Linked DNA regions of Homo sapiens: region 1 is linked to region 2. Evidence: chromatin loops called from intact Hi-C (ENCODE). Cell type or tissue: Caco-2. All regions are shown on one strand. Links, peaks and the distances in the headings refer to the core of each region. The heading gives the core; the rest is flanking DNA.

The links. Hi-C counts contacts between places; a loop is a spot of excess contacts. Peaks named below come from ENCODE experiments on the same cell type or tissue, not always from the same donor. Only the 100,000 strongest peaks of a DNase experiment are listed, where the experiment ranks them.
Region 1: it touches region 2 in a loop (5-fold over the local background); 2 of 110 quality-filtered maps call a loop at or near these places.

Annotation. Positions count from the first base shown.
Region 1 is chr12:24,750,681-24,759,028 of GRCh38, forward strand. All of the region lies in intron 1 of LOC124902897, which reads left to right. Among named protein-coding and RNA genes, the nearest start is that of BCAT1-AS1, 65 kb to the right of the region's middle. In Caco-2, for the core only: no CTCF peak of the experiment used is centred there; DNase peaks (open chromatin) are centred at 2,261, 4,361 and 4,761; H3K4me3 peaks cover 1,693 bases.
Region 2 is chr12:24,696,073-24,704,420 of GRCh38, forward strand. All of the region lies in intron 1 of LOC105369698 (a long non-coding RNA gene), which reads right to left. Among named protein-coding and RNA genes, the nearest start is that of LINC00477, 120 kb to the left of the region's middle. In Caco-2, for the core only: no CTCF peak of the experiment used is centred there; no DNase peak of the experiment used is centred there.

The DNA of each region.
Region 1 (8,348 bases), core at 54-8,053, 54 kb after region 2:
ACTGAAGACCAGATAATAAGGGCACCTCAGCAGATGACGACATGGATAAATTGCAAAGAAGAGGAGCACGTGCCACTTTCATCCAAACATCCTGGCACTACACGATTCATCCAGATCATAACAACTGTCCAAGGCAAGTAAAAGTGACCCTGAATTGACTGAAAATATGCTTTTGCCTTTTGTCCAAATGAGGACTCAAATTCAATTTTATATAAATGAAGAAAGTTACATTAATTGAGGCTGAGTTTAGAGATTGAAATTTTGTCTAATATAGAGTTATTTTAAAATCAGCACAGGAAATCATGAGAACCTCAGATCCTGAATGCCACAAGCTTTACTGGGCTGATTTTTACAAAGGGTGAGAGAGATTTTGCTGCCATCTAAGCCTCTTGAGGCAGATCAACTGGACATTGCAGATTTAGAAGCAAAGAATCAGGAAATTAAAGAGACATTTACATTTTCTTTTAAAGAAATACTATAGCTTGAATTACCTTCTCAATAATGATCTCTCCTTCTCTGAAAGGTTATGCCACAATGACAGCAAGTTATTTCACAGGTTGAGGTATTCTGTTAAACCTTGAAGAATCTGCTTAGAATAGATTTGAGTTAGAAAGGGAAAAGTATATTAGAATGTTTATTATAGATATTTTCCATATGAGTCATACTAAAACTGCCATTCAGTTTATCCATGTGTGCTCTTATTCTATCTCCACTTCAACCTCCAGAGTAGCTTCTTGGTTCCTTCGGTTGTACTTTCTTATGCATCACAAGTCAATGTTATCAGAAAACATACATACTTGAGACTTACCGTTAAAAATGAAATCACATTTCTTTTCTGCAATCACTCCATTTTTCTACTCTCCTCCATCCCTATATCTCTCAAAAGAATGATTTACGTACATTTCTCTCCATTTGCTCACCTCCCATTTATACTTTAATTTTCTGCAATCTGATTTCTGCTCTAAGCACTTTCAATGGAAGGGCACTATTCCTGTGATGATGTCCGTGTCAATTCAATGGACATTTCTCTATCCTCAGTATTTGTTGTGTATTATCTTGGCATTACCTCTTTTCTTGGCATTTGAGACATCACTTTGATTTTCCTTGAAATTTACTAGCTGTTCCTTCCCATTCTCTTTGGCCAGTTGCTTCTCCTGTAATGAATCTCCAAATCTATTTGGATTAGAGCTGAAATCTAACTCAGGGCTGAAATGAAAAGGCTCTTATCTTCTCTGCATCACTTACTCAGATATCTCACCATTCCCATGGGTTTAAATACCATGTGAATTCTGATAACCCAAAAAGTTTCTTCCCATTTAGACCTTACTTCCAAGCCCCATACTCATACACAATATTGCTTATTTAAATCAGACATCTTGCAGACATTTGCAACTTAACAAATTCAACATGAAATTCTTGATTTTTTTCCTCAAAACTGTTTCCCCATCAGAAGCTCAGACTTCTTCTCAGTAAAAGGCACCACCAACCACTCAGTTGCTCAAATGAGAAATAGAAGTGTCATTCTGGTTTTTTTGTTTCCTCCTGCCCCATATCCATACGATAGAAAGTATTGTCAAATCTAGCTCCAAATATAGCTTTTGTTTGTTTTGTTTTGTCTTGTTTTTGAGAACACGGTCTCACTCTTGTCACCCAGGTTAGAGTGCAGTGGCGTGATCTTGGCTCACTGCAGCCTCAACCTCCTGGGTTCGAATAATCCTCTCACCTCAGACTCCTGAGTAGCAGGGACCACAGGTGTGTGCCACCATGTCCAGCTAATTTTTCTTTTTCTTTTTTTTTTTTTTTTTTTTTGTGGAGACATGGTTTTGACATCTTGCCCAGACTGGTCTCAGACTCCTGAGTACAAGCGATCTGTCTGCCTCGGCTTCCCAAAGTGCTGGGATTACAGGCATGAGGCACCATGACTGGCCTCCAAATATATCTGAATGAGATTGTTTTCCTTCATCTCTTCTTCCATTACTACCTTACACTAGTTCACCTTCATCTCATTGCACGGACTATTTTAAGTTCAGTTGATCTCACATCTTCCATTTTTACCTCTCACCAAGCCACGCTCAATATAGCAGCAATAATTATCTTGTTAAAATATAAATTTTGTCTAATGTCACTCTACCACTTTAGTGTCTTCCTGTAGCTCTCAGAATAAAATCTAAAGCCCTTATAATGATTTGTGAGGTCCTGTTCACCTTCCCAGTTTCAACTCATATGACCCCTGGGCTCTGCACCAACCACTCTAGTATCCGAGTTTTTTCCTCTTCCTGCAAATTTGTCAAATGACTGCTTCCTCTGCCTAGAATGCTGTCATCCTCTGAGCTTCAGGCTAAATATTAACTACTTAGCAATTTCCTTGCCTATCTCTCTATTTAAAGTAGGTCTCTTTATTTTCTTCATTAAGCTCCTATCCCTTAACTTTATAACATTTGCACTGATTATAACTATTTTATTTATTTGTCTGTTAATTTTTGGTATCTCTCTCTTTCACCAGAATATAAGTTCCAAGTCGTATAGAAGATAAATTGTGAACATCATGTTTCTCATTGTATTCCTGGAGTTTAGCACAGGGCCTAGTGCATAGTAGGTACCCAAAAGTAAATATTGATTGACTGATATTATCACAGTAGAAGTAGAGTTCTTATCCTCATGCCTTTGTACATGTATATGTATATGCGCCTGTAAGGGCAAAAGAGAAAAGTACATTAACACGTAATTATCTACACTCACACCCAATGAGTTAGTGGCTTGGCAGAAGTACTTTTCATATAAAAATAATACAGAGATAACATATATACAGAGATACTCTCACTTATCTACCTATGGGATTTGTTAAGGGATGATTTCCAAAGCTGACCTTTCTATCTATAAGACTGAAGAAGTGTTTAAAACCTTGCCAACCTTATCAAAGGGAATAATTAATCAGGACCTGATAATGTGCCATATTATAGTAGAAGCAAATTATATATTTGTTAATAGATCTTTATAGATCATGTTTTGAATGTTCATTTGAATTTTCTTTTTTCATTTGAAAATGACTTACTTCAAGTTTTGGGCCAGTGCTTAGAGGTTTACATATCTATTTGTGTGCTATATGAGAGTACGTGATCTTCTCTGATGATAAAATTTCCCAGCGCATCTTTTTCTCCATGATATTAGTTTCTTGTGAGTATGAAATTTATTCTAAATGACTTTCAGGCCACTTCTCACCATAACCAATGAAAAGGAAAATTATCTGTTGCCACCAGAAAACATATTTGCTTATATCCTGCATGGCCAGGTCTCTAGCACCCAGCATCCGCAGAGGGTCTCCCATCTCAATACTTATCCTGTTAGAGTTCTATGATGGTTAATTTTATGTATCAATTTGACTGAATCATGGTACTCAGGTATTTGGCCAAACATTATTCTACATGTTTCTGTGAAAGTGTTGTTTACATGAGATTAATATTTAAATCAGTAGACTTTCAGTAAAGCAGATCACCCTCCATAATGTGAGTTGGCCTCATTCAATCCATTGGGGGCCTTAATAGAAAAAGACTGGCCTCCCCTAAAGAAGAGGAAATTCAGCCAGCTGCCTCCCTTCATCACTTAAACTGCATCATTTCTTCCCTGGGTCTCCAGCTTGACGATCTACACTGCAGATTTTGGACTTGCCAAGCCTCCACAATAGTGTGAGCCAAAGTCTTAAAATACGTTTCTCTCTCTCTCTCTCTCTCTCTCTCTCTCTCTCTCTCTCTCTCTATATATATATATATATATATATATATATATATATATATATATATATATATATATATATGTATGTGTGTGTGTGTGTGTGTGTGTGTGTGTGTGTGTGTATGTATCCTATTGGTTCTGTTTCTCTGGGGAACTCTGACTAATACAGTTTCCATCACCAACCCATTTTCAATTTACTTCCCATTTTAAGAGTACCATAGAAGCCACCAACAAGACGGAGTCTCATTTTTCCTCCTTGAAACATTCACAAAGAATAAGAATAACTGTAATTTGGGTAAATGGAAGCACTCCGTTCTCTGTGGTGGAACACATTAGTCTCTATGACCTCAAGACTCACCCTAGTCACCCTTCGCACCAACTCAAAGGCATCAGATTCTGTAAATGATATTGTAACAAAGAGCTCAGCAATTTAAGTTCTCTGCTCTCCACTCCTTTATTGACCAGTCTTATTGACTTTGGCCAGGTCAAGAGCTTTTCATTGCTTTAGTTTCCCCATCTGTTTGTGTAATGCTTATTTCTCTGATATTTTGAACTCCTTCCATAAGCAGGTGCCCCAGAAGAGCAAGTGGGGCTATTGATCTGGTGCTACATGCGCAGGAAGGCTCCAGTTCACATGCCTGAACCCGTTACCCTGCTTTGTCACACATTAAAAGCCTGGAGATTACCAGAAGTATTTGGTTTGGGTTGTTCTTTGAAAGATATGACTGTACCCACAAATATGCACAGAATACTCATCAAGGACTCTTGAATCACAAAGGCAAGTCCTTCCCTCGTCTTGCCACAATCTTTGATGGTGATGAAGAATGTGTTTACTCAAGTTCACAAAAGAGAACTTGGTTTGCTCTGTTTTAGCAACAGATTAGGATTTTCAAAAGAAAAACTGGCAATATAGGTCATTTTTTTTTGAACAAGCTTTGAAGCCATGCTGAAATCTTATCAGGATGTCAAGATTTAAAAACTCCTACCTGTACATCTCTCTCCCTAGAACTCTTTTGTGCAGCTGCTGCCGCCTCCTTTGTTGAGTATGTGTGAACAGAAAAGTAGCATACACTCAGCTCAAGGCACCAGAAACCACTGTAAGCCATTTCTATCTCCTTATGGCCGATTGGGCAGGCAAATTCAAACCAAACATGAATTCCTAGGGATGTATTATAATATATACTATGTGATTAAATTGTGCTGGCTCACCTGCAATGGATTTGTACTTGCTCTCTCTCAGAGCCCCCATTTTTCCCACAGTAATCTTCCTAAAGGGAAAGCCTACTCACTGAGCTCTTTTTAAAAGGCGAGCAAATCTCAACACTGCAACCATTTAATGCCACAGACATGATTGTAAAGAGAGCACAACAAAATGAAGGTATTGTATTTTCATCATTCATCAACAGAAGACTTATTTGTAATATACCCCTTGCAGGCGGGTCTGGTGTGTATATTCATTTATTAGGATCACACATCACATTACCTCACGTACATAACCATTTAAGTCATGTCAAAAGTCAGCCAGCAAGTAAGCTGTGATGAAAAGATCCTCCAGAGAACAATTTGCTTCCCTTTTACTTTTCAACATCATAGCTTTGCCTCTTCTTGGTAATTTCTATATAAACCAACAAACAAACTCTGGTTTTTATAAAAACAACTCAGGGCATGTTGCATGCTTACATTTTAGGATGTTCGTAGAGTATGCTATCATATTTTAACCTCAGAGCCTTCTTTGAGCCAAACGGGATTCCTCCTAACCTCTCTACCTGTATCTAAACAAACTTCAGATGAGCACAGTCTGCAGATTGCTGACTTTCAGCATATCATCATCAACACAGCAAAACCAAAGATTCTCCAATAGAATCTTTCAAAACCAGAGAATCCAGAAAGACTCGGACAGCAGGACTGGTGGACCGTGAACTCAAGTTGCACCTCTGATCTAACTTAATGCTTACATATATTTTCAAGAGGAAAAACTTTGAGCACACATAGTATAAAAGTTACTTCCTGGTCCACACTGCAATACTTTTCTCCTACTCTCCCAGAAAGCTAGAGAAAACCTTTTTAACAAATAATACCCAGAAAAGACTTTCTGCAGAAGTACTATTTTCCCAGCTCAATGTCACAATTATTTAGTGTGTTGAGCACTATATGTCTTTTAATTTCCTATAATCCCTACCCATAGTATAATGTTGAATTCCATTTATTCTATTTTTAAAGAGATGAAGTCATCCAGGGTGGAAACTATGCCCTGATTGAAAGGACTTAAATGCTGCTATGTCTCAGACTGGGCTCTGGCACATGGAGAAGTATAAATTAAACTCTTCTGCAGACATTTGATCTCTTGCTATGAAAAGGGATATTGTGTTTCCTCTGTTTAACAGTATTCTCTGTCCACTGTGAAAAGAAGCCTGTTTGCTTAAAAAAGTGTGGCATATTTCTTCCACTATGAGTGGCATTGCAAATGAAATCACAGCACGCACCGAATATAGTTCCAATCGTCTATATGAATTGTACATCTGTCAAGAGAAGCCAATGTTGAAATTGTGGTCACTTAATATGAGATGAATAATTTAATAATATGATGACTGATCACAACCACATCTCTGGATGCTAAGACTGGCAGCTTTTGTTGAGTGCCCACCTGCAGACGGCACTGCGCAAAGCAAGTTAAACAGAAACAGTCTTGCCTTCTAATCCCAGTCCATCTTGCTGCACACCAGAGGCTGCCCACACACAAAGTTAGGATATCACTGTTACTGGTGGGACGTTATTCTGAAAGTGCATGCACATGTTTATCAGTTGGGCAGAAACATTTTCTTCCATTTCCTCCACAGGTCCTCTGTGCTTTATTAAGATCATAATAATTCTCTGTGAAAGAATAGAAACTCTGAAAAATCTATGACACTGTGTTAACATACTATTAAAATACTCGCAGTAAAACTTTCATTGGTATCTAGTATGTGGTAGGCACTGTGTTGGCTGAATGAACCAAGGCTATCATCTCTGAAGAAAAACTCAAGCAAAGGTTTTCAAACTCTGTCCTGCTCATTTACTGGAGGTGTTGCAGGAGTTACCATAACATCGTTTGTCATATAACATCAACTTTTTTGTTATCCTAAAGACTTGAACTCTCCTCGTCTACCACAGAGAGGCTGATAAATTAGGAAGGTGCTGATTTAGCTGACGAATCTGGTCAGAGCTGGGAAAACCCGGTAGACAACCCTCCCCCTACTCCGCAGCCGCTGCTGAAAACATAGCTGCTCCTAACTTGTTTCTATATTGGAAACTATATCGGGTTTTGGAAAAAAAGTGTTCAGCTGCCACAAAAAATAGCTTAAAAACCATTGCTGGAAAGCATATTTTTGTACCTTAAATGAGTTTCAATTTTTAATGGCTTATATTGAGACATAGTGTCAATGAGAAAGATTACATAGCAGTTGCCATAGACCCAAACGATGACTTTTATTGTCATAAGCAGGCAGTAGGTGTCTTTGGAATAAACAAATAATTTATTTTTCTTAACCAAAGTGCCAATAAATCTGTTTCACTTTGTAATGAAAGGAAAATATTATAGCCCGATCCACATTTTTTTACCCCAACCTAATCGGCAGTACTTACTTTAGTAAAATGATCTGGAGACCCAATAAAAAAATTTGGCACAGTTGCTTTTATATTGCCATCATTCCTTCTACTAAAATGGCTTGCAAAATTATAAAATGTATAACCCCAACCATCTCCTCATTATTTTGATGCTCAGTAAGCCCTATATTACAGTGTTCCATTTAAAGCTTAATAATATACAGTAAGTCGAAGAATGCTGTTTTACTCAATTTACTTAATCATTTTTGCAATGTTTCCCAAAGTCCCCTAAAGATCATGAACACCTGGAGTGCTTAGTAAAAATGGATTCCTGGGCCGTGAAACAGACTCTCTGCACCAAAATTTACAGGGAACAAGTCTGGTAATCTGCATACCTAGCAAGCACACAAGATGATATTTATCCTCATAGAAGTGGTGAAAACAACAGGGTAGAGGAAAATCGAGTCCAGACTCAACTGATATGCCAATTTCCTGTTCTACCCTATATGTAGTTCTCCCATTGTAGAATGATGATTCCACTGCAGAGGTTAAAAAGTTGGAATCTTGGCAAATGTACACAACTGTCCTGCCAACCCACATGGCTAGCTGAAGTGATCAGTTTGGGATCAGAAATTAAATATTTTACTTCTGAATGACATACCAGTTATGTTAAGAGAGTGTGTTTTTCCAATATATGTAACTGAAAGAGCATGTGATTCACTGAAATATCCCCTTACTCTTATTGCATTGTAAAGGGAAAATAACTATCAGAATATGGCAGCTGAGGTGAGAGAGGCCAGGTTGTGTTTATTTAGTTTCAAAAACTTTTCGTGCATAATTTTTCATTACCCCTATTCCTCTGGAGAATGCTTTTGAGTTTCCTTTAAACTCCTAAGGCTCTAAGGACACTAAGGATCTGGAGTTATCCCATATTATCCTTTCAGAAATCCCCAATAATATGATGGCTGTGAGTCTTCGTAGGTAACAAATGACTTCTCTTAATGATTGATGCAGTAACTTTCCAAGAAAAGTGAAAT
Region 2 (8,348 bases), core at 317-8,316:
CTTTAAAGTCTATAGTTCATATTAGAAAAACTGCCCGTTACCATTCTAGGGAAATGTGTGTGGGGGGGGGGTGTGTAAGAGAAGTGCACTGTCATACAGACACAGTATCTGGAAATAGAGAGATAAAGCCTCTGTTGAAAGTGGTTGCCGTTGTAGAAAGCAGAGTTTGAAAGAGCATAGTAGTAACATTTTGCTTGGTTTTATTTAAGCTTTGTTATAAGCCTATGTGTCTTTTTAGAGTACACCAAGTATTTCACATTGACAAAAAATCAAAAATTTATTTTTCAAAATGGTCATCTGAGAAAAGGTCACAAAATAAAACTCAGAAAAATTGTTATAAGAAATACAAAGATTACATCTCTGCAACCAAAGGTGAATTGTCCCTTAGGGAATTTATGTAATAAGTACAACTAGAATTATAACATATTTAAGGGATAAGGACAAAATATACTTTGTTACCAAGATACGTATAGCACGCATTTTAGACACTCAGCAAAGAGCTGTCATGAGTGGTCATTTCTTTTTCATTAGAAAAACAATTTAATCATATCATTTTACTTTTTACTGTGATGGAATGCAGAAAAAGGAAAGAAAGGGTCTACACCAACTCATCTCTGTCTCCTACTACCTATTACTAATGTTACTCAATTCCATTTCAGTAAATGTTTGGTGGCTTCTATATGCTGATCCCTTATTTTTGTGACTCTACTTCTCTGTCGTTGGCCAGGCATCCATTCTCCACCCTCTCAACCTCTCCCCATCTTGCCTTAACTACTCTCTAACTCTACTTTTGCAACCTGCTGTGCTTTCGCTCACTGCCTGTCTACTCCTTCCTTGCTACTTTTATAGCCATTTTTCTCATATCCACGGAAGACTAATGACCTTTGCTTTTAGCTGCTTCATCATGTTGGCATTTAAACACTAAAATGGTGTGATAGGCCTGCCACTGCGCAAGGGACCATGAGGACTGCCTTCATTTCTTCACTTTTTGTATCGTGTTTTTCAGTAATCATGTGGCCTCAGCTGACTTCGTAGGCATTTAGTTCACTACATTTTTGATAGACACATGAACTCAAAATATTCAGCTGGGGTTGATATGACCATTTTATGAAGAAAAGGAAGTTCGTAGACTTCTGGAATTTGTAAATAACATTTAGTCTCAACTGTGCCTTTGAAATTTTCAGCTGTAAGAAACGCTTTTGAAAATAGAAGACAAAAGTCCACCAGAGAGTTGCATTCCATTCTCTGGAGTTAAAAAAGTTCCACAATCTCAGTTGTAGGAAAAAAAAATGCTTATTTTTAGTGCTTTCTGTAATTTTCTGCTTGCAAAGAGACACATCTTTCATGACAGTGTCGTCATTTCATGGCCCTCAAAGTTTTCAATCAGTCTTGTTGACTTAAGCCTGGACTACCTAGGTTTAAGTGTATGACACACGATCAGATCAGTCATCTGGAAGCACTCTCTTTCTGCAGGTATCAACACCAAGTTACCTGCAGGAGGCAATTTTGCTTTGCTTTATAATAAAGATCTCAACATTAACTGATGCTTTGCTCTCTGAATCTCCTTTCACCTTTGATGGGAGCTGAGAGTCTCAGTAATCTCCAAAACATCTTTCTTGGGTGGATTTTTTAAATCGACAAGCCTTGATATGATTGTGCATGTTCTCATTTCTAACTTATTTTTAATGATAGAGATGAGCTGATAGCATATGTATGTGTTCTCCATTAGGCCAAGGAAATTAAGAGAGAATCTTATCCTCACTCCGTAGCCATGTAAAAATTAGTTTCCTTATTTTTTTGCCCCAGATGAATTCTGCATTGTTTTAATGAATTCATTCACAGTGTGAGGGCACACAGCATTGAAGAGACCTCAAGCAGTTTCACATTACAGACACTGACATAGCTTGCTAGAGATCTTCAAAGGCTTTTGTACTCTATTGCTTCATCATTTCTTGAGAAAATTATTTTTAGGCTGTCACACTCCCCCATTTCTTTTTTAAACAGCTACCAAAAAAAAAAAAAAAGGAATTAAGGGCAGAGGACGTGATCTGAACTATATCTGTTGTTTAAAAGATTAAATAATGTGTAACTGATACAGTATGCTGAAAAATAGATTTGCCTTATTTGTAAAATTACAGAAATTTTAATGTAAAATGAGGCAATTGAATTATCAGTGGTTTTCTAAATTTCTTTAGTAGTAGATACATCTTAATAAAAACCAAAATGTTATACAGGTGCCTAGTAAATAAAATGGAGGCTATACTAATTAAAATATAAGTTGGGGACTCTTAGAAATCTGCCTTCTCATCCCGCCTTTTGGCAATCTCTGGACACTTCTACGAACCTCTTAGACTAGACACTAAATGATCTTTGATATACATTTCCAAGACAAACACTATATGATTCTACTCAATTCAATTCAAAAAAATGTACTTGGGTGCCTAAAATATAACTGGAGATACAAAGATACATACAGTATCCTCCCTGCCTCAAGAAGCAACACACAATTCTGTTTTGAATACAGTGGCTCCTTGTACCCCCAACCCATTAGCATATTAAGCCCAAAAATAACCCACTGGTCTCTCTCCTGGAGAGTGTTATGGATCCCAGTGCCTGGTGCTGGTTACTACTCAATTAATTCTTACTGAGCAAACTTATTGAGCAAATGAAAGCATTTGAATTAAATAAGTGAGTTTCATGACTAAATAAAATAATGGGTAATATACTAAGAGTAAATGAAAATACAGTCCTAGGGAAATATTATATTCAATGCAATAGCTTAAAATAAATGTCATCCTTATAAACTGTTAAATCAAGTTTCTATATGGTTAAAAAAACATAATGAATGCCCTTCCTTGTCAGTTCCCCTACAACAAGCAGTGATCAGATACTTCAAAGGAAACCCTATCTTTTACTTAACTATGGAATAGTACTCCATGAGAGGAAATACCTGATTTCAACTGATGATTAGCATATGCCTTAAAAAATAGGGAAAAGGACTCTCAATGATTCTTAAATGTTAACTGTTTTTAATATCTTACTTGGGACTTTTAAGGCCTCTCAACCTCAGCTAATATCCTGTAACAAGAAATTCTCTAATATTGACAAAGCAAATAAGCAAATGTCTTGCATATTTTAAGTTGAGAGCTTAAGTATTTCTTTGCTCTTTTTTTCCCTTGTATTAGGAAGCTGCATTGCTTTCTTTCTACGGGAATAGTTTCACATAGCGACCTGTCCCAACACCTATGATTTGCATTGTGGACCAAAGGCCAGTGTGAAGACCAGAGCCACAGAAGAGCCCACCAGAAAGTGTGTGAGAATACTCAATGGTATGTTGAGGCAGTTTTCAAAAAAATCATTATTTTACATTCACTGGTTGCTGCCTTGTCCAGATAAACAATATCTCTGTCCTTTTGCCAAGTACACAAGTCATTTTTTGTTCTTTTAGGCTAAAAGGCCAATTTTAATAGAATTTTTTCATTTGGTTAATTCACTCTGGAAAGTAAGAATATAAATGACTTAAATGAAACTATATAGAAACTTACATTTAGAGAAATAAATGTTTATAAATGGCTCTTTTAACACAACTGAATATCTTTTGGGTATTTAATAGTTACTTATTATAAGGAGCATTAAAAGTTGGCCACAAGAGAAAGAGAAAAACTAACACTTTCATAGCTCTAGTCAATAAGCTTGGCTAGAGCTAACCCAAATGTTAGGTATATTGTACAGGATATGATAAATCCATTTAGAATCCACTTAAAGGATAGGATTTTGAAACAAAAAAAATTAATACAGTATGGTATATCCATCCACTTGATTGAATATAATAGTCATTTAAAAAGATCTTTATTAAAAAATTTGGAAAAAAGTATTTTTGCTAAAGGAAATTATTTCCACAAAGCCATTTTTATGTAGCTATGGTAAAACAGTTAATTTAAAATCACTCATTTAAACATCTTCAAGGATTTCCTGAATCAGACACTAATGACCCTGTCTATTCATCCTTCTCATCTACCACGATTAAAGGAGGTTTGACTTTAATTATTTGACTTGTATAGGTATACAAATAACCTCTGTATCCGGAAAATAAAATGTGTATAACTGTCTTCTGAAGCTGGGTTCTAAAAATATTATCACATCTGTCTTACAATCGAGTACTAAGAGAGCTATTTAAAATTTAAATGAGCATTTCCCCTAATTGAACTAAGAAACATAGCAAGGTCAGGCTTACTATCTAGTACATAGCCCTAAAAGAAAAATGGAAAAAGAGAAAGCTTAAAAAATACGGAGTTGCTGTCCTCTATATTTTTAAGGACAGAGGAAAATATATTGATTATTAGATAGAAAAACACATGTGTTAACTGACAGTAAAATAATATAACCTTCACAATTTTATGAGAGAAATCAGTGTTTAAGATGAAGATCATTCAAAATACAGCAATGTAGATCAATCAAAATGGTTTGAGAATACATCACACCATATACAAAAATGAACTCAAAATGAATCAAAGGCCAAAATGTAAGAGCTAAAAGTACACAACTTTTAGAAGAAAGCATAGGCATAAATCTTTATGACCTTGGATTAGGCAATTGTTTCTTAGACATAAGACCAAAAACACAGGTAACAAGGGAAAAAAAAGATGAATTAGACTTCATCAAAATTAAAAACTTCTGTGCTTCAAAGTAAACCATCAAGAAAGTGAAAAAACAACCCACAGAATGGGGGAAAGTATTTATAAATCATGTATCTGATAAGAAACTGGTATCCAGAATACATAAAGTACTTACACAACTCAACAATTTAAAAAAAATTTAAAAAGGAACAAAGGATTTCAATGGACATTTCTCCAAAGAAGTTGTACAAATAACCAATAAATAAAAAGATGCTCAACATCATTATTCATTAGTGAAATGCAAATGAAAACCTCAATGAGGTTCATACCCATTAGCATGGCTATAATCAGAGAGACAGACAATGACAAGTGTTGACAAGGATGTGGAGAAACTGGAATTCTCATACATTGCTGGTGGGAATATAAAATGATGTAGCCACTTTGGAAAACAGTTTGGCAGTTTCTCAAAAAAGTTAAACATAGTTACCATATAACTCAGTAATTCCACTCCTAGGTATCTACCCAAGATAAATAAAAATATGTCCACACAGAAAGTTGTACATTAAGGTTTATAGCACCATTATTCATAATTTTAAAAGTAAAAACAGCCCAAATGTCTATCAATTGAGTGAATAAACAAAATGTGGTTTATCCCTACAATAGAATATTTTTCAGCCATAAAAAGGAATGAAGTACTGATATGTATTATAACATGGATGAACCTTGAAAACATTATGCCAAATGAAAGAAGACAGACGCAAAAGGCCACATGTCATATGATTCTATTTAACTGAGGAATCCGGACTAGACAAACCCATAGAAATAGAAAGTAGATTGGTAGTTTCCAGGGGCCAGGACGGGGAGGGGAAATGAGACATGAATACTAATGAGTTTGGTGTTTCCTTTTGGAGTGATAAAAATTGTCTGTAATTAAGAAACTATAGGTGGTGGTTACACAACTTTGTGAAAATACTAAAAACTACCTAGTTGTACACTTTAAAAATGTGAATTTTATCATATATTAATTATACCTCAATTAACAAAAAATGCTTAGAGAAACTGATGACCTTTTCTTAAATGAGAAAAATTGACAAATAACTAATTTTTTTGCAAATATCACTTGTCTTGTCAGTCAGATGTTTCTTAAGTCCTACACCGTTGTCCTCATTGCCTGTGATCTCCATCCTGTTTTTCAAGCCACTGGCATCTTACTCTTCAGCAGAAAAGGATTATGGGAGGAAGAGGTTTAGGATGAGGAAAGGATGTCTATTTCTTCTTGTTGGTAATTTAAAAAATAATGATCATAATCTATAACTTTGATGATTTTTTTTTATCATGTTGAAAGAGCTGTGTCGAAATAGCTTCTTCAGCCAGGCACAGTGGCTCACGCCTGTAATTCCAGCACTTTGGGAGGCCAAGGTGGGCAGATCAACTGAGGTCGGGAGTTCAAGACTAGCCTGGCCAACATAGCGAAACCCCGTCTCTACTAAAAATACAAAACTTTGCTGGGCATGGTGGCACGTGCCTGTAATCCCAGCTACTTGGGAGTCTGAGGCAGGAGAATTGCTTGAGCCCGGGAGGTGGAGGTTGCAGTGAGGTGAGATCGCACCACTGCACTCCAGCCTGGGTGACAGAGTGGGACTCCATCTCAAAAATAAAAAAAAAATAAATAAAAATAAACATAAGTGTTGAAGATAGTTTTTTAAGTGTAAGGAAAATAATACCATGTGGAAACAAATCTACACAAAGGAATGAAGAGGGCTATCAGTAATGAATAGGTGTTTAAATGTAAAGAAAAAAACCTTTTTGTAGTAATAGAATTGTTCCATACCTTGATTGTGGTGAAGGTTATATTAGTATAAATATTTGGGGCTGGGCGTGGTGGCTCACGCCTGTAATCCCAGCACTTTGGGAGGCCGAGGCAGGTGGATCATGAGGTCAGGAGATCGAGACCATCCTGGTAAACACTGTGGAACCCTGTCTCTATTGAAAATACAAAAACATTAGGCGGGCGTGGTGGCGGGTGCCTGTAGTCCCAGCTACTCAGGAGGCTGAGGCAGGAGAATGGCGTGAACCCCGAGGGGCGCAGCTTGCAGTGAGCAGAGATCGTGCCACTGCACTCCAGCCTGGGTGACAGAGCAAGAATCTACCTCAAAAAAAAAAAAAAAATTGGTAAAACTCACCAAACTGTCAAGTAGGTGCTTAAATGCCTGTATTCCATTGGATGTAAGTGCTTTTCAAATCCTCTAGTGTCGTTACTCCTTGGATGTGTGATTGATCATTGATATGGATTTGATATTTGTCCTGCCCAAATCTCATGCTAAAATGGAATCCCCAGTGTTGGAGGTGGGCCTGTTAGGAGGTGTTTGGGTCATAGGAGTAGATCCTTCATGGCTTGGTTCTGTCCTCACAATGCAATAGTGAGTTCTTGAGGGATCTGGTTGTTTAAAATTCTGTGGCATCTTCCCCCTTCTCTTGCTCCTGCTCTTGCCATGTAATGTACCTGCTCCTACCTTGCCTTCCACCATGAGTAAAAGCTTCCTGGAGCCTCCCGAGAAACTGAGCAGATGCCGGCACCATGGCTATGTAGCCTGCAGAACTGTGAGCCAATAAAGCCTCTTTTCTTAATTGAAATACCTAATCTCTACTGTTTCTTTATAGCAATACAAAAACGGTCTAGCACAATCTTTTAAATTTCTGTCTCTTTTAGTGTACCTTCCATGCACCAAATTCTTCTCAGGAAAATGCTGGATCAATAATGTGAATTTTATTCTCCTATATCTAGTCAAATAAGCATAACTGAAGAAAAAATTACCATGCAGATGTGAACCACTACAAATATATTTTTCCAGCTTCAACTGGTTCCTCAGTGCTGTGCATGAATTCTTGATGTGTTCTTAGCTATGGTCTCTTCACCTCACTTATTGAGTGAATGAAAGCATTTGCTTTCATTCCTCTCATTTCAAATATGAGGGCTGATATTTGTGAGATTTCTCTCACTTTCTGAAGAACATCTTGCTTTGTTACTTACTTATAAAAGGGAAAGAATCTGTCATAAATTGGCCCAAATGTCCCCCCAACATATCAACAGATCTACATTCACCCATCCTTACCTCTTCTGTCCACTCTCAGAGGATGAGGTGCTCTGCTGTTCAAGGCCTGTCCCTCCATCTGTCCCCTTGACCCTGGCTTCCCATAACTTATCTGGGATTTCACTCCATCAGTTCTCTCACCCTCTCATTTTCAGCCCACCTCATTATTGGCCCTGCATTCAGCTAATCAATACGCTCAAATTATCTCCCATCCTAAAAATAAAACCAAAAGTCTCTTTCAGTTGGCTGCCATATTCTCTCTTCCAAATTTCTGTAAATTAAAAGTAGTCTGTGTTTCTCCCCCAAACGACTCTCTTTAATCTCTGGATCTTCTGACCCACCACTTTGCTGAAAATTTGGCCATAAATAACTCCCCTTCTTACAGTCTTTTTGGATATTTCCTATCCTTAGTGAATCATTGTGCTGTGCTTGATGCTTGTTGCCCCCTCTTCCCTTCTCCCTTGGTAACTGAGGTAACAGCAGGGGAAAAGTTTGCCCAAGGAGAATGTCGATTGAAAAGAGAAGAAGCCCAAAGGTGAAAACTTAGGTGAAGTGAACATTTTAAAAAGCAGGAGCCTATGATTGAAGAACTTTAAATTTAGAGGAAATGGTCAGATGACAAGAGAAAAACCAAGAGATG